Regions from separate parts of the Mus musculus genome. Here regions 2 and 3 are each linked to region 1. Evidence: chromatin loops called from intact Hi-C (ENCODE). Cell type or tissue: left cerebral cortex. All regions are shown on one strand. Links, peaks and the distances in the headings refer to the core of each region. The heading gives the core; the rest is flanking DNA. Region 1 overlaps Tnik (TRAF2 and NCK interacting kinase). Region 2 overlaps Tnik (TRAF2 and NCK interacting kinase). Region 3 holds the start of Tnik (TRAF2 and NCK interacting kinase).

What was found. Peaks named below come from ENCODE experiments on the same cell type or tissue, not always from the same donor. Only the 100,000 strongest peaks of a DNase experiment are listed, where the experiment ranks them.
Region 2: it touches region 1 in a loop (1.9-fold over the local background); 2 of 42 quality-filtered maps call a loop at or near these places.
Region 3: a loop joins it to region 1, with 4 times the contacts of the local background. A loop is called at or near these places in 12 of 42 quality-filtered maps.

Annotation. Positions count from the first base shown.
Region 1 is chr3:28,404,588-28,414,739 of GRCm38, forward strand. The region is part of intron 2 of Tnik (TRAF2 and NCK interacting kinase); the gene reads left to right. Among named protein-coding and RNA genes, the nearest start is that of Mir466q, 10 kb to the right of the region's middle. In left cerebral cortex, for the core only: CTCF peaks have their summits at 4,682 (motif pointing left) and 5,913; DNase peaks (open chromatin) are centred at 962, 1,033, 4,734 and 5,891; H3K4me3 peaks cover 495 bases; H3K27ac peaks cover 2,016 bases.
Region 2 is chr3:28,517,155-28,527,306 of GRCm38, forward strand. The region is part of intron 4 of Tnik (TRAF2 and NCK interacting kinase); the gene reads left to right. Among named protein-coding and RNA genes, the nearest start is that of Mir466q, 100 kb to the left of the region's middle. In left cerebral cortex, for the core only: no CTCF peak of the experiment used is centred there; DNase peaks (open chromatin) are centred at 6,188, 6,574, 7,600 and 8,900; H3K27ac peaks cover 3,552 bases.
Region 3 is chr3:28,257,909-28,268,060 of GRCm38, forward strand. It overlaps Tnik (TRAF2 and NCK interacting kinase), which reads left to right and starts at 5,306. Exons shown (of 33, transcript NM_026910.1): 1 at 5,306-5,791. The coding sequence starts at 5,735. In left cerebral cortex, for the core only: no CTCF peak of the experiment used is centred there; DNase peaks (open chromatin) are centred at 4,909, 5,398, 6,003, 6,287 and 3 more places; H3K4me3 peaks cover 4,146 bases; H3K27ac peaks cover 3,780 bases.

The DNA.
Region 1 (10,152 bases), core at 855-8,854:
CTGATTATAGCTTTATGTAAACCTAAAGATTAATGGGAAACTGTCTTAAGGGAGAAAGGAATTAACACAGCTTTTCAAGACATCAGTTTGGGAAATGCTTAAGTACCTGCTGCATTTCTTATGTCAAGCTTACAGTACCCTGAAGTGAGCATCAGCATCTAAACAGAGAGTTGAAGGCACAAGCACCTATGATAACCATTTAAAAATAAATAATGCATAATTGATCTAATAATCAGCTAACTGATTTTTAAAAGATTACATTTACTTAGCATGCATGCACATGCACACATCACAGCATCTATGTAAAGGTCAGAGGTCAATCTGTAGGCTTGGACCATATAGGCTGAAGGGATCAAACTCAGGTTGTTAGGCTGAGCCATGGGCGCCTTTACCCTCCTCTCTCCATGTCTTCTCCATGAAGCATCCTTCTTTCCAGCTTGTCCAGGCTTTGAGTACCCATCCTCTCTTGTATATTGCTGCTAGCCTTGCTGTTCCTCTGCTTGCAGAAGGAAATCTGGGCTGTGAGGACAACACCAGCCACTGTTTCCTCCCCTGAAGAAGATGGTTTTGCAGGCTGTGTTCATCTTCCAGTGCTGAAGCTTTGCAACACCTGTACGTTTGCAAGAGAAATTTATCCGATTCTGCAGGCTGAGCTAATTGCAATTCTCCAGTGTTATTATTATTTGAAATCTTCAGTGAATCACCAAACCTCACTAATTCTCAAACCAAAGTCTTTGTGTTAGGTGACGGTGGCCCATCTAATTACCAACAATTAGATGAGTAAGAACACCTGACCCCAGCAGTTCAGGTTCTAATGAGACTCTGGTTCAGACAGTGTCAGCTAGAACCAGACAAAACAGGCTCACTCAGCCTTCCCTGTGACAATAACAGAGCTGGTGGCAGCTGAGGAAAGTGGGAAAGTCATTTTGTTCTTTCTGTCCTAGATTCCAGGGGCTGCTTCGCTCTAGAGACCTTTTAAGCTTGTTTAGTTCTCTATGAAAGCAACAGGAACATAGAACAGGAAGGAGCCCATAGAAGGGAGAGGCTGACCTAATTTGAATGTCCTCAGTTACTCAAAGGAACTGAAGCTTTAAAGGCACAGAGCCTCAAGGCTAGAGTTGTTTAGCTCTACACCCACACTCCCCTCATGGCTTCTTCTCTTCCATCCATTGTACTCTGCACACGTGCAGATTTCATGTGCATTAAAAGCATCATGCTGCTTTCATCTGGATTGAGTTCTGCTGGGGAATGAACCCTTTGCTTTTGAGAGTACACTGTAGAATGGAGAAGCTTGTTTTCGTTGGTTGTTTCCTTTATGTCAAAGAATGGCCATTAGCTGTGCTAGAATGGTTGGTCTTCTTGTTCCTCTTTGCTATGGAGGGTCTTGGATGTAAAAAAAAAAGGATTAGAAACTCAGAAAATGAAATGTAAACGTCTAGTCTGTTGATGGTGCATAGTATTAACAGTTTGATGTTAATGGCACGCTGGGTTGTGACCTTGGTTTATCTGAGTCAGAGTTTGAGGACATCGCGAAGCAGTAAGTGGTGAGATTCTCTCTCTGTGCTTCTTGTTCTTCTGTGTAGTAACTGTGCACTTTTTAAAAGGGTCTCAATCTGAATACATGGAAATTTCTTCCAGGCTCCTCACTACATGCACTGTATTTTGTCCCTGTGATTTGTAGATTCTCACCATTGTAATGAACAGACCATGCCAGAGGTCCCTGAGGGCAAAGAGGGTTGACCACAGAAGTCTTAGTGTCTAGAACAAAGAACGTGATCAGCAGACAGATGAGGGTTCTTGTCTCTGGAGAGCAATGCAAAGGCAGTGCCCCATGTCAATAGCCAACTTGGAAAAATGTAAAGGACTAAGTTATTTTTCTTGATGCTATGACAAAATATGTATGAAGAAGCAACTAAAAGGATGAGTTTGCATGGTTCATGGTTTGTGAAGGGACACAGTCGATCATGGTAAGGGAAGGACTGGCATCAGCAACCTGGTGGCTCTGGTCATATTGTGTCTATAGTCAGGAAGCAGGAAGCAGGAAACAGGAAGCAGGAAGCAGGAAGCAAACAACATGAAGTAGACAGAAAGTGGAACCCAAATGTAAGTCTTCTGCTCCCCTCCCCCAGTGACTCACTTTTGCAAGTGGGGTTCCATCCTAAACAGTTCATCAGCTTCCAAAACAGAGCCATGAGCTTGGCAAGCACATGGTCAGACACACAAGCAAGCATATGGAGATACTTCAGCGTCAAAACACAAGGACTTGTAAGATACCTAGTAACCAGGCCATATTAAAAAAAAACAAAACAAAACCCCTTTTACTATCTTCAGCATATATCTGTCCGTTTTTACCCACTGCAGGTGTCCAAGCGGAATACAAAGAAGTAGTTTCCTTGTAAGACAGAAGGGAGAGACAGCTCACATCATAAAACCACAGGTTGACAAACACAGTAAAGGGCCAGAGAGCAAATGATACCTTGAATGCATAGGTTGGGATGTCCCAGAAGGCCCAGGTGGTAAAGGCTTGCCCCAAGGCTGGCACCACTGGGATCTGTAGAAACAGTATAGTGGCCCTTCTTAACTTCCTTTTACTTTCTGGTCATGATGTGAACAGTTTTGTCCCTTCATGGGTGTTCCTGCCATGGTGCTCTACCACACCACAGGCCCAAAGCAACAGGGCTTACCAAAAGTGGACAGAACCTCCAAGACTGCAAGCCACCATACACCTGCTTAGGTATTTTATTATAGCAGTGAAAGGCTGATTAATACCACAACCCCCCCTCCCCCGTCCATCATGTGAAACAGGAAAGCAGCCACACACAAAAGCACAAAGGAAAAACCAGGCTGGGCTCTAATCAGACTTCAGTCACAGGTGCAGACATGTCACCTTCTCACTGCCTTATATTATGAAATTCTACTCAATTAGGAAATTTCCATAAGACACCTGACAGTGTGAAATGTCTCAACTCACCGTACTTATGTATGCTTGCTATCAGTGGTAACAGTGCTCAACCCTGAGAATTTGATTTTATGATGCGATTATTAAGGAGGGGGTACTTTCTTTCTCTGAGTGATTTGATGATCTTAAGTGAGCATGATTCCTATATTATTTGCAGAACTAAAATTAGTTACTTAAATATAAAAAGAGAGTCACATTTAAGAAGACACTGAGCATGTTACTGTGAATCTCAATTATAATTGACCTATGATTTATAAGAATGTTCACATTCACCTTTTCTGAATATAGCTTTTGGGAATTCACGTCTGTATAAAAGAATTGGTTACTGATGTTTGCTCTATAGGATCAAGAATAAAAGCAGAAGCAGTGAACCTTGGGAAAGGACCTGGCAGGACTGGGAGGGGTTGTGGATCTAAGGAACTATGAAGACAAAAGAGCGCTATCAGGACACATTGCTCGTGTGTAAAGTAAAAGACTAAATTAATAAATAAAAATTAAATAAACTGGAGTATCTTTTCCAGGCAATTGGTATTAAAATAAGGCAGGCATGTACTAATCCCACAATCCATACGGATTCAAGTTAGAAATGCAACATTTGCCCACATGTGCTACTAGGGCACACGCCTGGAAAACGGGTGGCATCTTTCTCCGGGTACTACTGTTGTTTTAATCAGGTTTTCTGGACTTTCAAAGTCGTTGGTTAAATTAGAACTGACACATATGTTAATTAGCTGGGTGGCAGGGTAGAGATAAACAGGCAAAACAGAATGACAACATGTTCCCTTTAAAAAAATGGTGACTCTGAATAGTATTTGGTTCTGTTTGTCAGTAATTGTGTATCTTCCTCTGTCCTTGCCTGGTGTGTTAATCTGCTAGTCTGAAATCTTTTTTATCTGCCTGTACTGTGAGATCCTTCTTTGCCATAATCCATCTGTGTCCTACAGGAGGTGAACCTGCCTTTCAGGACTGGCATGGTGGTGGACAGTATTAATGTGTATAAAAGGAAAAACTCCTTGAATAATTTAATGACCAAATGTCATCTGGGGAAAAGGGGTCAGTATGGAAAATGACTTTTCCTATCAGCTTTAAAAATCACAGTGTGGCTTGCCTTTCTTATGTGCAAATCAAATATCAAATTGAAGGATGTTTATACATCTTTCTGTAGGATGTTTAATGTTTTGCATTTCCTATTAGAACAAGGAAGCGTCTATAGCATTTTTGTTTACTTCTGTTAAAAGAAAGGAAAAAAAAACACAACAGAAAACCTAACCAACCGTCAGAACCTCAATAAACGAACCAGCAAAAGAAAGTCCTCCTTCTTTCCAGAACAACAGATGCTGCCTTTGACCTTGGGATTTAAGGGCAAATCTATCCTTGTTTACACGTCTTGAATTTCTTGGATTTGCCAGTATGAGGACAGCCGTTGGGGACGAAGCGCTCCAAGTATGTAAGCCATGAAAAGAAAATGAGTCTGGGCAGCTGTTGCTGCAGAAATCACGCTTTTGTCTGTTTCCAGTTCACTCATACGGAGAATTTTAAGAATTAAAAAGAAAAAAAAAAGGAGGAAAAAAAAAGGAAAGGCAACTACATTTAATCGAAAGACTCCTGCCACAGATGTCACAGCTTGGGAGCTGGCCTCTCCATCTGACACATTGCCTCCCCGTGAGGGAATCGAGTTTCCAGGAGGCTACATTTGCTTTGCTGGGCCCCCTTGTGGGGTTGGATAAGGAAACATAGCCAGTGCTATGCTCAGCCAGCCAACCAGAGGGACCCACTGGTGAGCGAGCTCATTGGTTCTCTGTGGCAGAGGGAACTACTGATGAGCGAGCTCATTGGTTCTCTGTGGCAGAGGGAACTACTGATGAGCGAGCTCATTGGTTCTCTGTGGCAGCTTTTCTACAATGAAGGCTGGAAAGACCTTGTGAGAAATGAGAGACAAGTGAGATTCCTCTGCTGCATGTTTGCCCACATGTGGTTCCTAGCTCGGTGGCGGAGGGGCACTGGTGAGTTGATGTTTTCCAAATTGAAACTAACAGATATACAACATGTTTTTTTGCTTCCTTTTTTCCCCCATAAATTATATATTTGAAAAGATAACCGCTTTGTTGTTGCTGTCCCAGGTCTGGTTATTGAACTCATGACCTTTTGTGCGCTAAGCATGTTTGTTCCCAATACCCTATATCCCAGAGGAAACCCCAATGAGCAATGCACACCTTTGAACAATGCAGAATTAAGAAGTGACTTTATTTATTATGGTGCTGGAGCCAGACACCCTTTCCCTTGAAATATAAGACAAAGGCCTTGGTGTGTCCCCTGCACTACACTTTCAGCAGAAGAGAACCAACGGTAGCCTGGCCACATCCGTCTCTTTGTTTCCACACACAGCCAATTGCCCTGTGTGTATTTTTCAATTTTACCTTTTTGTTGTAATTTTTCATTTGTGGGACATTATAGTGAATCCCCACAGTAGCGATTTACAAAATTTTATTAGGCAATTTCTCGGCAAAAGACATCTTAGAGTGTCATCATGGAGACTTTTAGAGTGTCACCATGGGGACTTTATTTTATTGCTTCTAACTGCTAATTAAAGAACTGGAAGGCTACTCTGGTGCAGTGGGCCAGGGTGTCCAAAGCCAGAAGGCCCATGAAAGAAGGTCCTCTTTTTTTTTTTTTTTCTTTTTTCTTTTCTTTTTTTTTGGCTTGATCAGTAATAGGGACAGATAGACCAGGTAGGTCGTCTCCCTCTGGGCTTTTTTTTTATATTTTATTTATTTATTTATTTATTTATTTATTTATTTATTTATTTATTTATTGAGAGCCCTGGCAATTAAGAGTAGTCACAGAGTGATCAGTCCCCTCTGTGCACTGTAGGGTGACGATACTCCCAGAAGCCATCTGTTAGGACAGGGCTGATTCGGTTAGTCCTGATGTAGCCTGGCATCCCCTACAGGGAGGAAGCTAGAACTGCCTGTCTACTGAAAGGGGCACTGGCAGGAAATGTATGGAGCTCATAGAATATTTGTCTCAAAATGATTATAATCTTTTGGAGAAATACTTAATAACCTTTCTAGGGCATTTTCCTTCATCATTTCTGGTCCCTTAAAAAGGTTTTAGTTCTTTTGACTGAATACCTTGAACAGAACTTAAAGAACTTAAGGCTCAAAGAGAGTTTTAATAAATTAGGTTCTCTAGCCAACAGCTCATGGATCCATTTTCCTGGGGAAAGGATCCCAGGCAGTTTTCTTTACCATGTTTGTCCATCAACCAATCACTGGCCATAAAACCTCTGCTGCTTTTCTCCTTAAAACCCTCCTGATGCTTTAAAACCAGCAGTAAGGCCAGCCCCAGTGTACTCTGAAACCAGAATAGTTAAGCCTCAATTTACCTGAAAGAGAAAACACCTCCTCTCTTGCTTTAATTTGTTTTTATACTAAATTCTTTTCACACTGACATTAGAGCTTCCCCATGCAGAATTCTTGCCCAGCAAGAATATTCTCTATAGAATTCTGGAAAACTGCCTGCTCAGGGTACTTGAAAATAAAAAGGATAATACCTTTCTCAACACAAAATGTTATTCTGTGTGGTTTTGCAGGCAGCTTGTTTTTCTTTGTGCAGTGCTAAGCATGGGCCCCACACCTTCGCACACACCAGGCAAGCACTCTTCCACTGAGCTACACGCTCATGGCAGCCGTCTTATTTTTAGCTCCATGAGTCTGAAATAAATCTTTGTTTACACCCACTGGTGTAAGGTCTGTTGGTAACCTTTGGTGTCCACTGAAATTTAGTATTCAGCAGTAATGTTTAAAGTACACACATATACACACATACACAATATTTATATATATTATGTGTATATATAATGTATATATTTATACCTTATGTATATTGATTTTTAGTATATACATATATATGCATATATACATTACATACACTTTTAGCATATGTGTGTATATATGTATATACACATATATGTATATAAACATACATACATACATTTATATACACTATATGTATATAAACATGCATATATATATATGTTTATATATATATATTAGGTTTCATGTAGCTCAGGCTTACCAATAATGTGCGATGGAACTTAATCTGGCCCTGAACTCTTGACCTACCAGTTTGCCTTGCTAGGACCTCAGACATGTGCTACCATACTCAACTCTGAAGTTAAAATAATGGAGATTTTATTTGTTCATTTATTTATGTGTATGTGTGTATGCATGCATGCATGCATCCTCAGTCACTTTTTTTTTTCCAAGACAGGGTTTCTCTGTGCAGCCTTGGCTGTTCTGACTCTGTAGACTAGGCTGATCTTGAACCTCTAACTCTGGGATTAAAGGCATGTGCTATGCACTCTTAACCTTTGGACCCTCTCTCTAACCCCTAAGGCTGGGTTTCTCAACCAGTGGGTCTAGACCTTTGTGGGAGTCAAAATAACCTTTCACAGGGTCAGTTAAGCCCATGGGAAAACAGATGTTTACATTATGATTCATGACAGTAGGAAAATTACAGTTATAAAGTAGCAATAAAAATAATGTTATGGTTGGTTTCACCATGACATGAGGAGCTGCATTAAAGGGTCACAGCATTAGGAAGGTTGAGAACCACTGCCTTAACATAAAGAAAAAATTAAAAGCTTACAAAAGAGAATTTAATCCTAAGGTGTTTCAGAAATCGCCTTTTACAGATTTTTATTAAATATTTTTCTTCATTGCCAAGAGAATAAAGTCCATCAACGACGTGAAGAACTGGCGCACAACATCCTCAGCTCTGAAATGTCTATCTAATGCTCATGCACTTTGGAGCTTTAAGGGATTCAAGGAGATTTAGAATTACTTGCTACCAAGAGCTATAGTATTTCAGAAAAATAGAGATTGACTTTTAAAATTTTTGCTTGATATTTCTTCAAACTTTTCTATGTCTTTTCAAGATTTTCTCCAGAGTTGAAGCCTGCTTGTGCTTTGGAAGGTAATTTCTTAGACTTCCGGTTTGGGTTGTGGGACTTTGGTATGTGTCTAAATTATGCTGTGCCTACATTGGGGCCATCCCGAGAAATGGAGGCACACCTACTGAATGATCTTGCAGACTCTCTATTCTACTATAGAAGGACGTTCTCTAAAGGCACGTCTGTCCTATTGGACAACCAGGTTCAGGAAATCATATCACACATGAGAGGACACTCCTTTCTACAGTGAGGAGTGTTGGGATAAAGACTGATCTGGTTCAAAACTAAGCCTGTTACTCTTTTGGTTACTAGATTTTTATATATGTAAGGCCCCTGAACTGTAAGAAGTGGGCACTTTTAAAATCTCACACACTATACTCAGTGTAAGAAATATGTTCTCTTCTGTTACCACAGGAATCTAGTTGCTGGCATGAGGGCAATTAGCATCCTTGGCATCTTTGCACTGTCTGTGGTGGGTATTACCAGGTCAAGAGAAGGAGGCTCCAAGTGTCATGGAGCAGGATCATTATTGCCTGGCACCCACTCCTCTCAGCCCCCGTGTGTGTCTGGACCTAGCTATGGGGTGGACATGGTGCCAGGATTGTAATACCACCATGAACAGAAAAGCACAGCCCTGATCCCTCTAGTGTCTTATAGGCTAAACATCAGAGAGGCGTGCAAAGCTTGTCTCAGAGGGGTTTATGGGGATAAGATGGGCTTTCTGTGTCCTTCCTGCCTCACTGTCCTGGGTCCTTTATTCTGGGCAGCCTCCCAGTCTCCTTTCTGCTCAGTTCTTTCCATTGGTGGGATGTCTTATGTAATGAATATCATTGTAGGTAAATGACTAAAACTCTTCTAAGAACCTCTGTGTGATCATCAAAGACTTGGAGGCATCTAGGCCATGATGACACCTGGTCAGACCTAGAGAGCCAAGCAAGCTGTTGTCATAATTTGCTTTTTTCTGTTGCTGTGATAAACACTGTGACCAAAATCAACTAGGGGGAGCAAAGTGTTTATTCTAGTTCACAGAGGGAGGAGAAGAAACTCAAGGCATGAATCTGGAGGCAAGGACTGAAGCAGATGTCATGGTAAGGAAGGACTGCTTACTGGATTGCTCTCCCTGGCTCATGCTCAGTCATTTTAGTAAGCAGCTACCTATCCAGGATTGATGCCATCCACAGAAGGCGGGGCCTGGTGCTACTCAGAAGCTGGAATCCTTTGTTATAGGCTTCTTCCTTATTCGTTTGGCACCTACTTCCCTGGGGGCTTTGAACTCAGGTCAGACATTCTCCTGAGAAGAGATCAAGGAGTCATGACATCACCCTATTAAGGTGATGATGATTTAATCTGAGATGACTTTTTAATTATGAAGAGCACACGGTTACATATATAATTTCCACAGCATAGTGTTTTTAATAAATATATCACAATATTAATATTTAGGAAACTGTGAAATTTAATTACTTGGAAGTAAATCTCAGTGAATGGGGCAAATGGAAGAAACAAATGGTAGACGCTCAGGAAAGAGAATACGCAAGTGCTGTCAGGACTGTCACAGAGGTAGGAGGACGAAGAGGGATCTCATGAACCGCCTCTGTCTCTGCCTCCATTGTTGCCTGGGTCGGCTTCGTCGTTTCTTCCCTCAGTTCAGGAGCTTCTTGCCATGCCCAGAACAGCCTGGGCTTACAGGCCTCTATGAGCTGCCTTTCTTCCCCCCTTTTATCCAAAGTGTTTTCATATCCCTTGGTAGCCTTTGCTCCAACTTACCTGGTCCATTAACTATTCTCCCAAAGTCCACACTTTCTCTCTCTAGGCCTCTGCTCATACCATTTAGGTCAGCAGGATACAAATTAAATTCATTCAGTTGCCAAATCCTGCTGCTCCCATAAGTCTGAGTTCACACACTTCCTCTTTCATATCCCTGCTAATCAGAACCAATCACTTCATCTTCTTGGTCCCTCGCTGTTGGCCTTGTGTGCGTACCAGTATTACCTAGTCAGGCTTGTAGCCAGTTAATCCTCTCATCCATCCACGTTTCAACAGTTCCTTCCTGAAAGCTTCATTCCTAGCACTCTGCTGGAAGATGCGAGTGTAGGGAGGGGCACAAAGCCAGAGATGGTGTTTGTTCTCTGACGCTTAGCATCCTTAGATGGAGGTAGGCATTGGGAAGACAATTAAATTCATGGGGATAAACATGTGTGTGTGCACATACACGAGCCCTGGGAGATCAAACCCAGAA
Region 2 (10,152 bases), core at 1,459-9,458, 110 kb after region 1:
GAAAAAAAGGAAGCAAATTCACCCAAGAGGAGTAGACGGCAGGAAATAATCAAACTCAGGGGTGAAATCAACCAAGTGGAAACAAGAAGAACTATTCAAAGAATTAACCAAACGAGGAGTTGGTTCTTTGAGAAAATCAACAAGATAGATAAACCCTTAGCTAGACTCACTAAAGGGCACAGGGACAAAATCCTAATTAACAAAATCAGAAATGAAAAGGGAGACATAACAACAGATCCTGAAGAAATCCAAAACACCATCAGATCCTTCTACAAAAGGCTATACTCAACAAAACTGGAAAACCTGGACGAAATGGACAAATTTCTGGACAGATACCAGGTACCAAAGTTGAATCAGGATCAAGTTGACCTTCTAAACAGTCCCATATCCCCTAAAGAAATAGAAGCAGTTATTAATAGTCTCCCAGCCAAAAAAAGCCCAGGACCAGACGGGTTTAGTGCAGAGTTCTATCAGACCTTCAAAGAAGATCTAACTCCAGTTCTGCACAAACTTTTTCACAAGATAGAAGTAGAAGGTATTCTACCCAACTCATTTTATGAAGCCACTATTACTCTGATACCTAAACCACAGAAAGATCCAACAAAGATAGAGAACTTCAGACCAATTTCTCTTATGAACATCGATGCAAAAATCCTTAATAAAATTCTCGCTAACCGAATCCAAGAACACATTAAAGCAATCATCCATCCTGACCAAGTAGGTTTTATTCCAGGGATGCAGGGATGGTTTAATATACGAAAATCCATCAATGTAATCCATTATATAAACAAACTCAAAGACAAAAACCACATGATCATCTCGTTAGATGCAGAAAAAGCATTTGACAAGATCCAACACCCATTCATGATAAAAGTTCTGGAAAGATCAGGAATTCAAGGCCAATACCTAAACATGATAAAAGCAATCTACAGCAAACCAGTAGCCAACATCAAAGTAAATGGAGAGAAGCTGGAAGCAATCCCACTAAAATCAGGGACTAGACAAGGCTGCCCACTTTCTCCCTACCTTTTCAACATAGTACTTGAAGTATTAGCCAGAGCAATTCGACAACAAAAGGAGATCAAGGGGATACAAATTGGAAAAGAGGAAGTCAAAATATCACTTTTTGCAGATGATATGATAGTATATATAAGTGACCCTAAAAATTCCAACAGAGAACTCCTAAACCTGATAAACAGCTTCGGTGAAGTAGCTGGATATAAAATTAACTCAAACAAGTCAATGGCCTTTCTCTACACAAAGAATAAACAGGCTGAGAAAGAAATTAGGGAAACAACACCCTTCTCAATAGCCACAAATAATATAAAATATCTCGGCGTGACTCTAACGAAGGAAGTGAAAGATCTGTATGATAAAAACTTCAAGTCCCTGAAGAAAGAAATTAAAGAAGATCTCAGAAGATGGAAAGATCTCCCATGCTCATGGATTGGCAGGACCAACATTGTAAAAATGGCTATCTTGCCAAAAGCAATCTACAGATTCAATGCAATCCCCATTAAAATTCCAACTCAATTCTTCAACGAATTAGAAGGAGCAATTTGCAAATTCATCTGGAATAACAAAAAACCGAGGATAGCAAAAACTCTTCTCAAGGATAAAAGAACCTCTGGTGGAATCACCATGCCTGACCTAAAGCTTTACTACAGAGCAATTGTGATAAAAACTGCATGGTACTGGTATAGAGACAGACAAGTGGACCAATGGAATAGAATTGAAGACCCAGAAATGAACCCACACACCTATGGTCACTTGATCTTCGACAAGGGAGCCAAAACCATCCAGTGGAAGAAAGACAGCATTTTCAACAATTGGTGCTGGCACAACTGGTTGTTATCATGTAGAAGAATGCGAATCGATCCATACTTATCTCCTTGTACTAAGGTCAAATCTAAGTGGATCAAGGAACTTCACATAAAACCAGAGACACTGAAACTTATAGAGGAGAAAGTGGGGAAAAGCCTTGAAGATATGGGCACAGGGGAAAAATTCCTGAACAGAACAGCAATGGCTTGTGCTGTAAGATCGAGAATTGACAAATGGGACCTAATGAAACTCCAAAGTTTCTGCAAGGCAAAAGACACTGTCTATAAGACAAAAAGACCACCAACAGACTGGGAAAGGATCTTTACCTATCCTAAATCAGATAGGGGACTAATATCCAACATATATAAAGAACTCAAGAAGGTGGACCTCAGAAAATCAAATAACCCCCTTAAAAAATGGGGCTCAGAACTGAACAAAGAATTCTCACCTGAGGAATACCGAATGGCAGAGAAGCACCTGAAAAAATGTTCAACATCCTTAATCATCAGGGAAATGCAAATCAAAACAACCCTGAGATTCCACCTCACACCAGTGAGAATGGCTAAGATCAAAAATTCAGGTGACAGCAGATGCTGGCGAGGATGTGGAGAAAGAGGAACACTCCTCCATTGTTGGTGGGATTGCAGGCTTGTACAACCACTCTGGAAATCAGTCTGGCGGTTCCTCAGAAAATTGGACATAGTACTACCGGAGGATCCAGCAATACCTCTCCTGGGCATATATCCAGAAGAAGCCCCAACTGGTAAGAAGGACACATGCTCCACTATGTTCATAGCAGCCTTATTTATAATAGCCAGAAACTGGAAAGAACCCAGATGCCCCTCAACAGAGGAATGGATACAGAAAATGTGGTACATCTACACAATGGAGTACTACTCAGCTATTAAAAAGAATGAATTTATGAAATTCCTAGCCAAATGGATGGACCTGGAGAGCATCATCCTGAGTGAGGTAACACAATCACAAAGGAACTCACACAATATGTACTCACTGATAAGTGGATACTAGCCCAAAACCTAGGATACCCACGATATAAGATACAATTTCCTAAACACATGAAACTCAAGAAAAATGAAGACTGAAGTGTGGACACTATGCCCCTCCTTAGAAGTGGGAACAAAACACCCATGGAAGGAGTTACAGAAACAAAGTTTGGAGCTGAGATGAAAGGATGGACCATGTAGAGACTGCCATATCCAGGGATCCACCCCATAATCAGCATCCAAACGCTGACACCATTGCATATACTAGCAAGATTTTATCGAAAGGACCCAGATGTAGCTGTCTCTTGTGAGACTATGCCGGGGCCTAGCAAACACAGAAGTGGATGCTCACAGTCAGCTAATGGATGGATCACAGGGCTCCCAATGGAGGAGCTAGAGAAAGTATCCAAGGAGCTAAAGGGATCTTCAACCCTATAGGTGGAAAAACATTATGAACTAACCAGTACCCCTGAGCTCTTGACTCTAGCTGCATATGTATCAAAAGATGGCCTAGTCGGCCATCACTGGAAAGAGAGGCCCATTGGACACGCAGACTTTGTGTGCCCCGGTACAGGGGAACGCCAGGGCCAAAGGGGGGGAGTGGGTGGGTAGGGGAGTGGGGGTGGGTGGGTAAGGGGGACTTTTGGTATAGCATTGGAAATGTAAATGAGCTAAATACCTAATAAAAAATGGAAAAAAAAAAAAAAAGAATTTAGCAAGGCCTAGGAGATAGGGGAGTTGTGATATTGCATTATTCATGAGGCCTGCCAAGAGCAGAACCCCCTGGTGCTAGCCTTCTCAAGGTTCAAAGGTATAGCACTAGAGTGTGAAATCCTTACCTGTCACTAAGCTGACCCTAGGCAGGACTGCTTTATCTTTACTGTAAACATTTACCTGGTTCCTGTAAGTCCCTTTGTAGTCATTCCTTTGTTTTGTATCAGGTAACTTCAATGTACCTTGCCTGCTGTGACTTCCAACCCCATATATTTTCTGTACTATATAAAACTGGTATTCACTTTGTGAGAATACATTCAGGTTCTACACAATCTCACATGTTGATCTGTCTGTCACTGGCTAATGCCTTGCCCACCTGCCCCAGAAACTCATTCCATGCAGACAAAGGGACCCAGAGGATCTGCAGCAGGGTGGGTTGAGGAGCAGGGGGAGGGAGGACAGGGGAGGAGTTTTTTGGAGGGGAAACTAGGAAAGGGGATAACATTTGAAATGTAAGTAAAGCAAATATCTAATAAAAAAAGAATCACATTAGAGATTCTCAGATAGTGACTAGAAATTCTTATTTTAAACAGTACAACGTAAGATCCTTTTGATTAAGTCTAAATAATTTCTGTCCCTCTTCAAACCCTCTTCAAACCCCATTTTATTTCAATATATACCTTTCTTTAGTCATCACAAAAGGAAATTTTATGCCTCATGACACTTTATTTTATGAATGCTGTAAATCTGAAAAACAGAACAAAACCAGTTGAAGTTTTCAACAACAGCCCACTGTTTAAAAAAAAAGAACATATGCTTGCATACATTCCTATAAATCCAAGAATATATTAACATTGAGAAAGAAATTAGTGCTACCCTTTCAGATATTAAACATGGGAGACTATAAATCAATCGTTTTACTTATTCATGCTTTTATTCATTCATTTGATAATTCAACAAATATAACAAATATTTACTGGATGCTTATTTTGCACCAAACATTATATGGTTTGAGGGAAAGATAGCAGATTCATTAATAAATGATGTTTTTGTTTCAAATAACTCTCAATGGCTAACCCTATAAAATGGATGGAATCTACATCACATGAAATTGCTATTTACCTTAAATATATGTACTAAAAATAATTTCTGGCTGTTTATCCTATCTTTAATAAATATGCTGAAAATATTGTGTAAATATCTAAAAAAAAAAAAAAAAAAATGAGCCTTTCCCCTTGAAAAGAAACTCATTTCCATCACTGGTTGTTGCTTTTATGAGTAGAGAACTTCCTTTGTAGACATACACTAAGTCACTGTCCTAGGGAAACAAATGAATCTCATTACTTGAGAGCAGAAATCCAAGAAGGTGGGACTTTGTAAGTGTGGGAGTCTAAAATGGTCAGGAGAACGGCTCTGAGCAGAGGCTGCTGCCTTGCCCTTAGTGCAGGATTTATGAACTGGGGTGGGGGGTGGGGCTGCTGACAAGATGGAAAACCTAATTTTTTTTGTAATCCCAAGAACTTTCATTTAAATTGTTTACACTGGTTTTTGCCTTAACAAAAGAATGACTTTGTCTGTATTCAAAACTGATTGTGAAGCTCCTGGCTCTCGGTTTAGATTAACATTGACCTAAGGTTCTTGTCCACACCTTGCTTCTCAGGACCTTCGGCTGTCAAGGTACTCTACCGTGAATTTGCAAAGCCTATGATTTTTAGCTTTGTTCTGGTTTTTGTTTTTTTCTGTTTGTGGTGGGGAGCACTGAGTGTGTATGAGTGTGTGTCCATCTACATATGACCATCCATGCAGAAGCCAGAGGAAGGCATTAGCTATCTTCCTCAGTCTACTTTCCACATTATATTTTAAAGACAAAGTCTATTCTCCAGACTCAATGCTCCTTTTGATGAAGATGCCTGACTTGTGGTTACCCATGATCCACCTATCTGACTGTGACCCAATGCTTGGATTATATTGTTACATGCAGCCTAAGGTCTACATGGGTGTTAGGTATTTGAAGTCATATCCTCTTGCCTGCTTGTCAAGTGCCATTATTGAAAAGTGAGACATTTCCCCAGCCTGACTTTCCCTACCTTTAACCTGGCTAAAACCTTACTCCTAATTCCTATTTTTTTTTCTGTTTGAGTTTAATATTTTGAGATGCAGAATTATACATACTTACTATTTCTGTGTATGCATGTGCATTTGTGTGTGGGTATGTGTTTGTGTGTATGTGTAAAAACGTATGTATTTATGGTGGGGTATATGTGGAGGCCAGAGGACAATTCCAAGAATTATTCCACAAGACCCATACAGCTTAAGTTTTGAGACAAGACCACTCATTGGCCTAAAGCTTGCTCATTACGTTAGGCTGGCTGGCCAGCGAGTCCCAGGGATCTGCCTGTCTCTGGTCCTCCAGTATCCCCTGCCTGTGTATTTCTGTGGGAGCCAGGGATCTGGTTCCTTGTGCTTGCAGGGCAAGCACTTCACTGGCTGGGCTGTTATCACAGCCTATGTTTCTTCTCCCCTTTAGGTTAATTCCTTTGTTGGAATCTGTGGAGCTCATATGTATGTGATGAGTCACTCCTGCTAAGGAAATTACCCAGGAGTTCGCACATAGCTGCTTGTGAAATGGATGCTGTCACACTGGCTCTGCTTGGACATGGATGACTGATAGCCCATGATCTTGGTCTGTAGGCAGGCTTTGCTTGCTAAAAATACCAGTTGGCTCGGATTATTCAAAATGCCTTTGTTACTAGCAGAGCAAAAGCCTGCCCGCAACCTCGTGGACAGCGTGGGGGACACTTGGCAGTCCTTTTATCTTTGCATAACTTATACTTTGTTTGAGAATTCTCCAGTCTAAAAATAAAAATTAATTTTTTTTCTTTTTAAACCTCAATACATGCTCATTTAAAGTTGAATATGCAAGGCTGTTCAGTTTGCTTTTGTGTTTCTGTATGGAGGCATTTCCTATTGTGAGATTTAAACGACCCCTGGCAAATGAAGCAACTTCTTTCAAAGCTGCTGAATTTTGAGTTTGGTTCACACCTTCATAAATCATGCAGATGGGATCTGTGGCTCTTCCCAACCACACAAGATAAAAATACCACGTTCCTCCCGGAGCTTTCTAAACCTCCAAGGTCACTAGGCTGATTTTTTACAGGGCTGGGATTTCTTGGAAGTTGCTTCTAAACTTTTCTTAGTCTCTTCAGAGGTTTGGTTCATCCTAGGGAGAACTCAACCCCTTGATCCTGTTCCCAGCCCTGCTGCCTGACCCTCTCTTTCCCACTAAAGAGAAAGGATCCACTTATTGTCACTTATTCTTGTGGGTGACTGACTGGCATCATCTTAGAAGGACAGGCTCCTGTCCAGACATTCTGACTTAGGACCTACAACATTAAAATGCCATCTTGAGACTTTGTTCCTTTCTATAGGAACTTAGAGCTGATTAACTAACGAGTGACTGAATTCTCTCGGGATCTGGAAAATTATCTCAGAATTGACCTTCAGAAGTCACTGAGGTTGTAAAATGAAGTGGTTGGACTTCATGGTTCTCTGCCAAGACCTATGCTCTGTGCCATGTGAAGAAGACTGAAATCAGGGCTGACTCCATGCTTCTGTCATATCTAGGAGAGGTGGAGAATAAAGCACATTCTTGGCAAAAGTTATACACGTGTGTGTTTGCATATGTGTGCATGTGTGAATACATATGTGTATATGCATGTGCATATGTGTTTGTATACATGCCTGTGTATGTGTGCATGAGAGGGGGGAGAGAGAGATGTTGGAACTAGAGCTTCTCATAAACTCCATTACTAAGTAATATTTCTACCTCAACACTGCAAAGAAACAATATTGTGTTTCATAGTAATAGACAACTGGCAAAAATCTATAGCAATCAACCATGTGAATTGCGAAATGTGTCAGGACTCAGTTCTTAGAAAACAACCTTTTTTACTTAGACAGACATAGTTATTCAAGTAATCCAAGCATTTATTTTTATAATCTATTCACATTATACCATGCTCTTTTTAGAATCCATCCTTCAGGCCCCAAGCCAGTCCCCATCTGCTTAAGCACACTTCTCTCACCGAATTCAATTTAGCCTCCTTTCTTTCTTCCCAAGTGGTAGGAATAGTTTCTGACCCAGTTGTTCAGAGGATACTGATGATTTTTAAATCTCTGATTTCTTTCAGTATCCTGTCTGACACTTCCATTACTGCCTCCTTCCTTGGAACAACACGTTGTCTGGAGGGTAGACTGTCTCTTTGTTTTGTGGTACAAACTTGAGCAAAATGACTTGGCACTGTTTCATCAGAGGCCCTAGAAGCACCTATGCCCATTGCCTTTCAAGCTCCTTCTGCCCGGTGACATTACCACGCAATTGAACATGACCTCTAGGACAGAGTGGTCATGCTAAGAGGCAGTCAGCTATATATATTTGAGGGTTCTGGTTACTGGCAGCTTTCCATTTGTTAGTGAAACTAACGTTCACATCAGGTCTGTATGTCTATGGTTTATATATATGCATGTTCTTTTTTTGTGCAATGTACCTGCATATGTGTGTGTGTTAGCACTCGTATGCTGGATGTTAACCTCTGGTGTTTTCCTCAGGAGCTATCCATGTGTGTGTGTGTGTGTGTGTGTGTGTGTGTGTGTGTGTCTGAATGTCTGTGTGTGTGTGTGTGTCTGTGTGTGTGTGTGTGTGTCGTCTGTGTGTGTGTGTGTAAAGGTTGGGGCATCTCTTATTCTAACCAGTTAGGTTGCCAATTAGGTTACACTATTGAGCTGACAAGCTCTGGAGATCTTCCTGTCTCTGCCTGCCCAGTACTGCTCTCACAAGTACAGGTTGCATACCCAGTTTTATCTGGGTGCTGTGTGTGGAACTCAGGTCCTTGTATTTGCATGACAAACACTTCAAACCCTGAGCCATCTTCCTGGTCCCCGATGCTTATTCATAGCAATTTAACCAGAGTGGAGATGGGATAGTCCTGGCTAGGGAACATGTCTATGGCGGTTATCATTTAGTGTCAACTTGATAGGATCTTGTTGACAGAATATTGTATGTCTGTATGGATATGACCCCTGCTAAGAAAAATATGATGGCCTATAGCTTAGGCAAGAAATAGGAGGTGGGATATCAGGAGGCAGAAAGGATTCTGGGATACTGCCCAGTGGGAGATTTACCCTGAAAGATGTGAGGACGAGACAGATGCATGGTATCTGAACACATGTAACCAGCCACATGGTAGAATGTAGACTAGAATAAATGGGTTATTTTAAGTTATGGTCTAGTCAGAGAAAAGCCTAGCTGTATGGCCAATTGACATTTTGAGACTCTTATTTCTGGAAGCATGGGACTGGAAGGAAAAAACAGACCAAATGTTAATAGGATCTAGAATCACCCAAGAGCAAATCCTCTGGCCAAGTCAGTGATGTACTATCGAGACTAGGCTAGCCTCTGGCTATGTTTGTGAAGGGTTATCTTGATTAAGTTCCTTGATATAAAAGACTTATCCACTATGGTGAGACAATTCCATGAGCTGGGGTCCCAGAGTGAACAAAAGGCAGAAATCTAGCGGAACAAAAGCCTTCATCTTCCTCTGCTTCCTCACTATGGATACAATGTAACCAGCTGCTCCGATCTTCTCACACTTCGCCTTACTCACTGTGATAGGCTATGGCTTTGAACTGTAAGACAACACGCTTTTGTAACAGGTCATGTAACTAATGCAGTGTCTAGGTCACAAAGTTACTAAGATGATGTTTTTTATGCCTTAATGAGTATTCACTCTGGGTAAGGCCAAAGACAATAAAAAGAAAACTGAGATGAGAGTCATGCAAAAGATTTTTGTTTACTTTTTGTTTTGTTTGTAAATCAGCAAGCTGTTAAGTGCCCAGCATATTAAGTTCTAAATAAGTGCTGATGTATCTTGTTGACTTAGTGTAAACTCTGAGGAAGCTGTCTTTCCTGGGAGATACTAATGATCCATTGCATCCTCCATGTGAGATCCTGACTTGCCTCACTTAGTCAGGCTTGGCATGTTGAGCCCTATGTCTGTTTATTAATGAGATGGGGCTACTTATGGGGAGGGAAGGTCCCTGCTGCGTGGTGGAAGTAATTATCAGTGTTGCTGTGTGGCTGTAGGAACTCATTGCTGGCAAGTTCTGGTTTCTTTCAGTTTCTTTCTTTCCTTCTTTAGAGTCCCATTACATAATTTAACAATCATTTTGTTCCTCAGTGAGATGAAAAGAATGGAGCGGCCCTCAGCTGCAGCTGAATAGAGAAACAAGATTATAGAAATCACTAACATTAGTGCCTGCCTAGAGCTGGAGTGTTTCCTATTGAATATTTGAAAGTATTTTGTCCAATCTAATTTTGAAAGACTGGAGTTGCTGGCTTCCACTGCTCTCTTTGGGGACGGCAATTATGTGGCCTAATAGGACCCAATGGTAGGACATTTTCTCCCAATGACTTGAGAACTGTTGATGCATCCCTGGGAGGTCTTGACACTATGTCTTTTCCAAAATGTGATTGGGAGAAAGGACATAGACATGCTTGGGAAGATGCTTTGATCATGTGTCCCAGAATGGTTTTGGTCCATCCTCTGGCACC
Region 3 (10,152 bases), core at 634-8,633, 150 kb before region 1:
CAAATCCTGACTCATCCTCTTATGATAACTGTGTTGCTCCAGGCAAAGCTAAAGTTTACTGTTCTTCTCTTGTAAGACAAATATCCTAATACTATTGACTATTTTGTTAGGTAATAAATATTAAATATATAAATACATGGATGTTCTCTTAGTTCATTTTGGCTACTAAAATAAAATGCCTCAGGTAATTTTATACACAACAGGAATGTATTGCTTAGGTTTAGAAGCTGGAGAGTCCTAGGTCAAGGCACTGACGCTTGAATCTGTTAACACAGATCCTCCAAGTGATGCCCCTTGTGTCCTTCCAGGGCACAGGGGCACTGCTGTCCCTCACAAGGGCACTGCTTCTTCATGCTGTCACTGTTGAACTCGGTCTTCAAGGTCTAATGTTAGGGGTTCCAGAAATACTCAGACCACAGCAAATGCTTAGAAGAATGTGTATGATTTATTATATTGATAATAAAACGGTTATCTTAATAACACAATTATATTTACAATCATTTTTTCAATCTACTATGCTTTTATTCCAATATATTCTCTTAAAAATATTTATAAGTTTGTGTGTGCACATGGATGTGTGGGTGTGCATGTATGTGTGTGTGTGTGTGCCCATGTGTGCATTCAAAAGCCAGAGGTCAACATTGGAGCATTTCTCGATTACTCTTCACCTTATTTTTTGAGGCAGGGTCTCTCCCTGATCCTGGCATTTGCTGAGTTAGCGAGACTACATGACCAGTCAGTCCCAGGAAGCCTCCTGCCTCCACTTCCCTAGTATTGGGATTACAGGTATATTGTTGCAGGAAACCTTTTTCACGCGTGTCCTGGGATTAAAATTCATGTTCTCAGGTTTATGCAGCAAGTACTTTACCAACTTGTCCATGTTCCTACACTCATAAAATGTGACTAACTAGTCCTCTAACTAGTTTTGAAAAAAAAAAGTTATATTTTCTGCATGCAAGTCCTGGATTATACCTCTAAGGATTTAAGTGTGCACATTATAAGCCTGTCTTGCTGTATTATTATCTTCGGTCTTGATTCAGTTTGCTAACTGATGCCAGGGTCTTTCTTCTCCAGTAATAGCTCCCGTGACCATTGGAGGAGTGCACTTGTCCGTGTGGGCCAACGCTGTGTTCAGAGCTCTCCTCTGTTCATCAGTGGTGCCATTCTGACTGAAGGTTTGCTTTAAGGAGTGTAGTAGGAGAACGGAGCAGCACTCAGAAGACACACACAGTGTTTGGGAGTGAGTTCCCATTTCTTCCCGTCATTGGGAATCAGCACCCAGGTACTAGCTTGCCTCATTGACCCTAGCATACATGTTCAGAGCTGGTGCCAGTGGAGGGGGGTGTGTGCTGCTGAGTCTCCTTATTCTGCATGTACTTTTTCATATCAGCTATCACTACATATCTAAAATAATCTTGTCACTGGCTGTTTATAAGCTTGTTTGTCTCTGTGAGGTGAGAGTTTTGTGTGACTCAGGCTCCTCAGGGCCTAGTACTGCTTTTATATAGAATGATCTACGTCGAATGAATCAATGAATCAATACAGTCCCTTGGTTACTCACCACAATAAACATGTCTGCTCATGCAGCTTCGGCCTGCCCAAATCTCACCCATACAGTTCCTTTGTTGTCATATTAAACGTCACATCCACTCTTACTGATTTAGACCATCTAGACAGTGCTCTGGATAAGTGGCCAGCTGATATTGCTTCTTTTAAGACCTTAATGTATGTTTAAAAATATTTTTTCCGAGGTAGACATGATGGCTCAGTACTTGGAAATTTCAAAGTCATCCCGAGCTATGTACCAAGTCAGGGGAAAACCTGGGCTACATTTGAACCCCTACACGTGTTACTTCTGATTTCTACATTGTGATTTGACTTGGCACATAGATTTGTTATTAAACAACACAGAACATAACAAGGAGAAGACACCTCTGGTTTCTCTCTTTTCTGAGTACTTTTAAAACACAAGAATGTTCCAAATATGTAAATGCACCAAGGACAATATTATCAATACCTATAACTAGCAGTCCATATTTAACTATTCCAACCCTGTAATGATATTTGCTTCAGCTTTTAAAAAACCGTAAGTTCTCACCGGGCTTCCTTGCCTTCCTTGTATCCTCTTCTTCGTCCTCCCTGGTCAGTTGCTGTGCACTTCCTGTCTGTGCCAGGCTTTCTGTTGTTGTTGCATGCTTAGAGTAGAGACAGCCAGCAGGCAGGTGTGTTTTCTTGGCTTTGAAGATATGCCTGAATGGTCTCTGCTTCCCCAGTCCTTCAGATCATGACAGGAGTAAAGCCTCATCTTGGTCGCATCCTGACTGCCTATGCTACTTGCTATTTGCCCTTTTTCCTGTCAGTTAACATCATGTATCTAAAATAATTTTAGTTGCTGACCTCTTGCCCCGCACTTCCTGTCTGCCCTTGTGAAGGCTGGGGTTCCTTGTTACCTGGGCTGTTCCATAACGAAGCAATAACCGACCAAAATGGTAGACCTTACTTTCATTATAGTGATTTTATATTGAATGTTTTCTTTTCTATAGGAGGAGGTATGTCTAGTGCTGTGGGGTACTCACCAGAGAAGACTTCTCAGACCAGACATGGGTTTAATCTAAAAGGAAGTCTTTATTAGCCAGCCAGCAACTATGCTAGGATCCCAGTGTAGCCCAGAGCCTTTCTCAGGGTGAGATTTTAAGCACAAAAACCATGCTCTAGGTTGACATACTTCAGTTAACAAGAACAGTTAGCCAGAAGCAGAGCCACAGAAGCCAAAAAGCAAGGCTAGTACATTTAGAGACTTTCTCAGAATTATGGTTTTTGATGGACTAGGCCTAGGCTTTAGTTTTAGAAGATGGTGTTGTCTCCATGCTGTTTTACAGCTGAGCGGTCCTTCCATCATGGAGTCAGTGGTGCTAAGTCCTTGGTGCCTACTAAGGACTGGGGCCCTAGTATGTCTAGACCTCTTTTTATAGTAGTGACTTATGTTTTCTTTTAAATTAAACACAAAGCAAAAACTGTTGATAAGAGTGCAGGATGGAAAGAAATCAGACTTCTGCTGGAACAGCTGAAATCTGAAATGTACTTGGCCTAAAGAAGAGAGTTTGATGTTCCTGAATAGGGCATGCAGAACTCTGCCTGATCTGCCCTCTGCCCTCTCCTGGTCCTAAGATTTCCCACCCTTGCCTGCCACTGCTTTCTACCCACTCCTCCCTCCCTCCCCAGGGTGCACTGTGTTGAACCCTCTTTGAAGCTATATCCATCCTTTCTGTCTGAGGTGGGGCTTCCTCAGCAGCAGTGGACTAGTCTGAACCTATTGTAAACCCCAAAGTAGAGTCTTGTGCTATTAGAGTTAGGGGAAAAGACCTTTTTGTGGTTTCACCTAAGTCTGTAGTACTTTTCTGTGAGCATGTTTATCTCCTATTTTCAAGTCTGAAGCTTTTAAAGGAGCCCTGCGTATGAATCTCAATACCCTAATCTGAAATTATTTTGCTTCATCTTGAGACATGTTAACCTGTTGTCTAGAGAAAGGGTGAGATAAGAAGGAGGAGGAGGAGGAGGAGGTGGAGGAGGAGGAGGAGGAGAGGAAGAAGAAGAAGAAGAAGAAGAAGAAGAAGAAGAAGAAGAAGAAGAAGAAGAAGAAGAAGAAGAAGAAGAAGAAGAAGAAGAAGAAGGGAAGAAGAAGGAGAAGGAGAAGATGATGATGACACACAAGGAAAAGTGTGGTGGAGGGAAAAGATGGCTTCTACTTGGTCCCTTCGTGGAGGCTTGTGGGTTCGGAACAGCATTCTAGTTTCATGGTATGGTTTAGAGAGCACATGACCCACCCCAATGAGTCCAAGACTAAACAGTCCAGCTAACACTAATTTCATTAGTGTTGGTCCGTTCATTCATTCTTTCAACTTGTTCTGAAGCTCATAATTAGTTTATTCTTCATGACTTTAAAAAGAAGTGGCAACAGCCCAAGTGTTGGTGTCCATGTGTAATCTGAGTACTTGGGTGGGCGGGGGGGGGGGGGTCATTTGCAGGACAATGAGGAGTTCAAGGCCATCCCCAGCTGCACAGTGAAGGGAAGACTTCCTTTAAGTACTTAAGATCTGTCTCATAACCATACCAAATCAAACAACCAATAAGATAAATCAAAAAGAACCTCTACTCCCCCCAAAAGAAAACAAAACAAAAAGTCAAATAAAAATCAACCCCCCCCAGTATGTTTAGCTTTTTATCTCAGTAGATGCTAGAGGAACACTCAGAACTATTGATGAGTTGAAGCCAGTGGGAAGAGTTCACTATAAATGTTTTCTTCCGACGTATTTTGCGTGGCCAAACTAGGAGACAGGCAAGGATGCGAGAGGGTTGGGGAAGTGACTTTACACTTTTGATAAAGAATGACGGGTTACCACTGCAAACACCCAGCTCTTGAGTGAAAAAGCGAGCGAAGTCAAATAGCTCGCGGGTCAGGGCTCACTATCCTAGAGCCAAACTTTCTCCATGAATCCAGGTAGGTCACCGCGGAAAAGCTACAAAGGAGGAAACACTGGGTTAGGTACTATGTTGCCCAATTAATGTCGGCCTTGGAGTCACCTGAATCCTTCGAGCTACTGCACCCAGGGAGCAAGCTTCTCTTTTCAATTCGGTCATTTCCGTGGGGAATTGCGGCACGCGCAGGTCTTGGGTGTGGCGATATCCAGACAGAGCTCACATCTCTCGGATTTCCAGCTTCTAGCAAACCTACTCAGCCTAGAGAACCACAGACGATTCGGGCCTGCCTTCCTGCAACCCAGTGGCCGCGAATGACCGTGACCCTGTGGCCACTGCTCAGCACCAAAGCCAGGCTGCCGGCTCGGCGCGTGTGAGCTTCTCCCCAACTCGCTCTGCGCGGGGAGGCGGATCCCCTTCCCTGCGCACAAGTCCTTATATGCACCGGTTGCACCGGCCCGCCTTTACTCCAGCCCCACAAATAATTAATGGGGGAGGGAGGACGCTGCTGCCTTTTCCCGCTGCCTCTCCCCACCACCCTTTTCACCATTAGAGTATCTGAACGCAGTCAAGAAACCCCAAGATACGATCGAAGAGCCATTTTGGTGCACTGCACAAATTGGACACATTAAAAATATATATTCAGCATTCAGGCTCCTGCACAGAGAGGCTCAAAAACGGCTGTTTAGATTCAGCACTATTAACCCTCAAAAGCTGGGGCGGAAAGGGTGCGTACCCCTCCCCCACCCTGGCTAGTGGCGGAGGGACCCGGTCAGGAAGCGCGGCCTCTCCCCAGTCGGAGACCACGCCTCTCCCCCCCCCCCCACTCCTCCCAGGAAGCGGTGATAGACAGTTCTGTGTGGTTCTCCACCCCCACCTCCCAGCTGAGTGGAGGAGTTGATATGTCTCATTATAACAGCCAATGCAGCCGCCATCCACGCACAAGCAAAGAAGCATGTCCCATTTAAATACACCCACGCAGCCCCAGCGCCCTTAGCCGATCAGGGCGCGCAGCCCACACGCACCGCGGCTCCGGGCTTGGAGATCCGCGCAGGTCGGGCTCCGGGATCCCGCGGATCGACGCTCTCGGAAGATCGGGATCGGACTCTTGCTGGGGCCCGGGTGGGCGGGGGAGGCTGGGCCCCGGGCCTCTCTGGCGGACAGCCGCATGAGGACGCGAGCGAAATAGACCGGGGTGGAATTGCCAAGGAAGACGCTTCGGGGTGGTTTTGGTCCATTTCTCCCGCGAAGAGTCGACATGGCGAGCGACTCCCCAGCTCGCAGCCTGGATGAAATCGATCTCTCCGCCCTGAGGGTGAGCAGAACGTGTTTTTTCCTTTTTTTCCAATGGTCTAGGGCTGAAAGAGGGAACGTTCCCTGCCTTTCTGTTCTAATTCCGGGGCAGCCGAGGGGTTCTAGGCTGAGCCCCTACCCCTACAGCAGGGGCTGGGCTCCCCTTGTGCTCCTAGGCTGTTCCCGAGGTTCCGCAAGGAAGCTGGTAGAGCTTGTCAGTTTCATCTTCGATCGGTGTAAGAGCATTACATGAAAGGCTGGTGTGTGTGTGTGTGTGTGTGTGTGTGTGTGTGTGTGTGTGTGTGTGTGTACCCGGGCAACCGTCTCGTGCCAAGGCGCGAGACCCGACTGCTCCTTGCTGCAAAAGATTCTCTTGGAGAAGAAAGGCACTGGCCCTTCACGTTTGCCAGCTACCTGCAAGATGCCATCGTGAGCTAGCTGTCTCTACCAGCGGACCCTGCTGCTCCAATGGAGCAGTAATTGCTGCTCTGGGCTGGTCTTGTAGGTGCTAACTGACTCCCTTCCCGGCTTCTGTCTCCGGTGCTGGGGCTCCGGCTCAGCTCTTCCCTATATGCCAGTGTGCACTCACCTTTATCTGTGGTTTGAACTCAGCCCTGCCTATTCCTTCCCTCGGTGACTGTGACCTTTCAGTTTTATGGCTGAACTTCAGCAGGTGAAAGAGAAGCTTAACCGCTTCTCCTCACCACACCGGAACTCCCTGGAGAGATTGTGTGTGCGTGTGTGCCTGTGTGCCTGTGTGCCTGTGTGTGTGTGTGTGTGTGTGTGTGTGTGTGTGTGTGTGTGTGTGTGTGTGTGTGTCCCAGGTCTGTGAACAGTCCTTTGTAAAACATATTCCCTTCCCCGAGCCCGGCCGCTTTGCCTTTACCTAATGAAACACCTCAGACGTCGTTCCATTGTATTGAATAAGACTTTAGTGATCTAGAATCCATTTTGCTGTTGTTTGAAAATCAGACTGCCAGGAATCCCATTGCAGCCTCGACGCTTCCCCACCCCCACCTCTAATCCCAGCACACTCCTTCGGGGAAGGGGGCCGAGCGCTCTTGCCATTTTAATTAGATGCTGCCTGCCAGGAAGGGGGTGAGGAGGGGTGGTGGCCTTGGCAGCAGCAGGCATCTGAGAAAGATTGGACACCAATCTCAGTTCCACTAGTTTCTTCCTCTCCCGAACTAAAAATAAAATAAACAGCAAATGCATATGCTTGATGCCTGGAGGGTAGGTGAGACCTAAGAGATGGTGTCTCATCTCATGTCACCCACCGCCAGTAGGGGTGGAAGTTCAGTGGTTCTCCGGAACACATTGTTAGATTGATGCTAGAATCTTGAGGCCGTTTACCTGTGTCTACTAAAGCCTTCCTGCCCTTACATTTCTCTACAAATATTTTAAGGGGCTAGATACCTGTCTGATGGAGGTGATACTTTTTCTTCAGGCTCCACGAGTCTCTTTTCTTCCCTCTCCTTGAATCCTTGCCCCTTCCCATATCTTTTGGTAGAGAGAGAGAGGTGACAATTCAGAGAGACAACTCGAAGGTTGAGGACTGACTGCCCTATGAAACGGCCTGTTGTGCTAGTGGGGCAGCAGAAGCTCATTCATGCATGATTACAGTAAGCTGTCTGTTTTTCTGGTGCCCAAAGGCCACATTCAGAACCAGTGAGTAGCTAAGTGTGGGGGTTGGGAGCAGAGTGGGTGCTTTAAACAAGCGCGGCTTCCTCTTCACCCATGGTGTGTGCTCTACTTCTGTCTGGGAGTTGCTATGGTGTGAGTTAATCAGGTGGACCAGACTTGGAGAAGGAGGAGTGGCTAAGAGGTGGAGGCCTGAACAATGAGGCAGCCTTGTGATATAGCTGAGCAGGAATCTTAGCATCCTTCTCCCTGATATGATTTTTAAGTTGGGGGGCTGGGAGGAGGGGACTAGCTCCTGTGGGCAAGGTTTTCTGAGATACCAAGCACAGAGCACCTTGATGCATACTTGAGGAAACTCCCGGGCTCTGCTATGTGTATGTGGAACAGATATCTTTGTATGATTTACTGAGATTGCTCTTTGTCACCCAAGAAGCCCAATGAATTCTCTGCCTGCACTGGTGTGTGCAAAGAGCTAGGATAACAGCTACTCCCAGTGTCTGGGGGAGCTATTGGCTGGAAGACTTACATGCAGATGGGCAGACAGTTGTACTCAGCAGGCCTGGGAGCGTCAGGCAGTCTTGTGGTAGGCTAGGTGTGCAGGTCCGTTTGTCTCCGAGGGCCAGTAGGTGATGCCCACAAATGGAAGCGTAGATGGTGGCTGCCTTCCCAGATTTGGAGAGGTTGGTTCCTAAGCTTGCAGAGAAGTCCTTCTGAGGAAACCCTGACCCTGAATTGCAGGCAAGGTCAGTGGTGCAGCCCTGTCAGCCCCTCGACATCCCTGTGGCTCTTTAATGTATACAATCAATGCTCTTTGTAAGCCCTGGGCTTGGTGGTTTAAAAGCAGATCCTGTCTAGAGAGGCCTTTCTCCTTCTGATTTTGGGGGCTTATTGTTCTCAGTCAGTGATCCCAGACTGGGCCTAGTCTGAAATTCTCCCCAATTGGAACAATGCATAATTCAAACCAGAGCAACCAGTACCAGCCCTGTCATTTAAGCCATGCAAAATATGGGTGGGATTTTGTTGTTGTGGTGGTGGTGGTAGTGGTGGTTTTGTTTTTGTTTTTGTTTTTGTTTTTGACTAAAATGAAGTGGGGTTTATGATTAGGAAATAATCAGAATTCCATGAGTCCTCATGGCAGGATTCATGAAGCTCAACTAAGTCTTGAATGTTAGGTAGGGGATGGTTTTATAGATGAGAGCTGGAAAAGAATCTTAGAACACTGGCCCATTCCTGTAGTGTGACACTCTGGAAGCTGAAACCCAGAGAGGTAAACTTTGCTGTCCAAGGTCACACAGCCAAGGGGGAAATAAAAGTAGCCAGAGGAAAGAATATGGTTCCGGACTCCTCAGTCTGCTCTCTAAGACACATCATTTGATCATTTGTAGCTGGAAATGAAGTCAGTGAGATGTTTTCTGCTAGTAGGGAGGGCAAGAGAAATTAATCATTTGACCAGGGGCATGGATTTTTTTGTCTTGAGAGTGGAAAACCTACTAGAAACAGTGAACTTACCAAATCAAATGACCAGAACTATCTGGCACCTTTGGAATGTATCTTGCCTAGCCTTCTTTCAGTCTCTTCTTCGAAGTCAAATAGACATCTAAATCAGATAGGACAGATGGTGTCCTGCGCTGATAACCTCTCTCAGTAACCCTTCTCCATCTGAACATGTCCCAAGGGGTCCGTCCAGACATGCACATTATTCAGATACCTCCGTGTGTGAGGTTTCTGATGTCCATGCATGCTTTTTAAAATTGCTGGAGTTGCGGATATTACATGTAGTATTACAGCGGATATTACATGTAGTATTACAGCGGATATTACATGTAGTATTACAGCAGATATTATATGTAGTATTACAGACTAAGTTCTCTCCATGTGGGTGTATGAAAATGTGTATGCACGCACCCAGGCTACTGCAAACAATCTTCTTATTCAGACCTGGGCTTGAGTCATGCCTGCTTCAGACCTCGCTGTATTAAAAGATGAAATTATCCACCATGATGCTGCATTGCCTATGAGGTGAGCTCAGCACAGACAGCCTTCTGAAGAGGATCGTGTTTCTCAACACTGGCTCTGCTCAGCCTGGCCCAAGGCGTCGGGCACTCAAGGTCAGGGGTTCTGACCTCAGACTTTCAGCTTGGGGCAGGACTCAGACAAAATTAGATGACTTACACCGCCTTCACCTCCACCCCCATGCCTTTCTGGACCTAGCCATCAATCTCTTCTTCCCGCACCCCCTGCTCCTGACCTATGTGTGTGTAGTTTGCATATGTAAATTGGTACACACAGGTGTTTAGCTGACATGTTTGTGTATGTGCATGCGAATGTGGAAACCAGAGGTCAACGTCATGTTCCTTTCTCTAGTTCTCTGTACCTCAATTTTGTTTTTATTTATTTTTATTTTTTATGTGTTTGGGTATTTTAAAAATTCACGCATGCCTGTGCGCCACAGCATCCTTGGAGACTGCAGAGGCCAAAAGTGGATGTCTGATCCCTTGGAACTGGAGTTACAAATGGTTGTGAGCTGCCACAGGAGTGTAGGGAATCGAACCCAGGTCATCGGGAAGGGCAGCTACCTCTCCACTTTACTTCTTGAGACAGGTTCTCTCACGAACCCTGCATCCCACTGACTGAGCAAGACTAGCTTGCTTCTAAGCCTCAGGAATCTTCCTGTTTCCACTCCTATCTCCTTACAGTCACTGCCACATACAGATTTTTCCATGTATGGCTGCTGGGGACGGA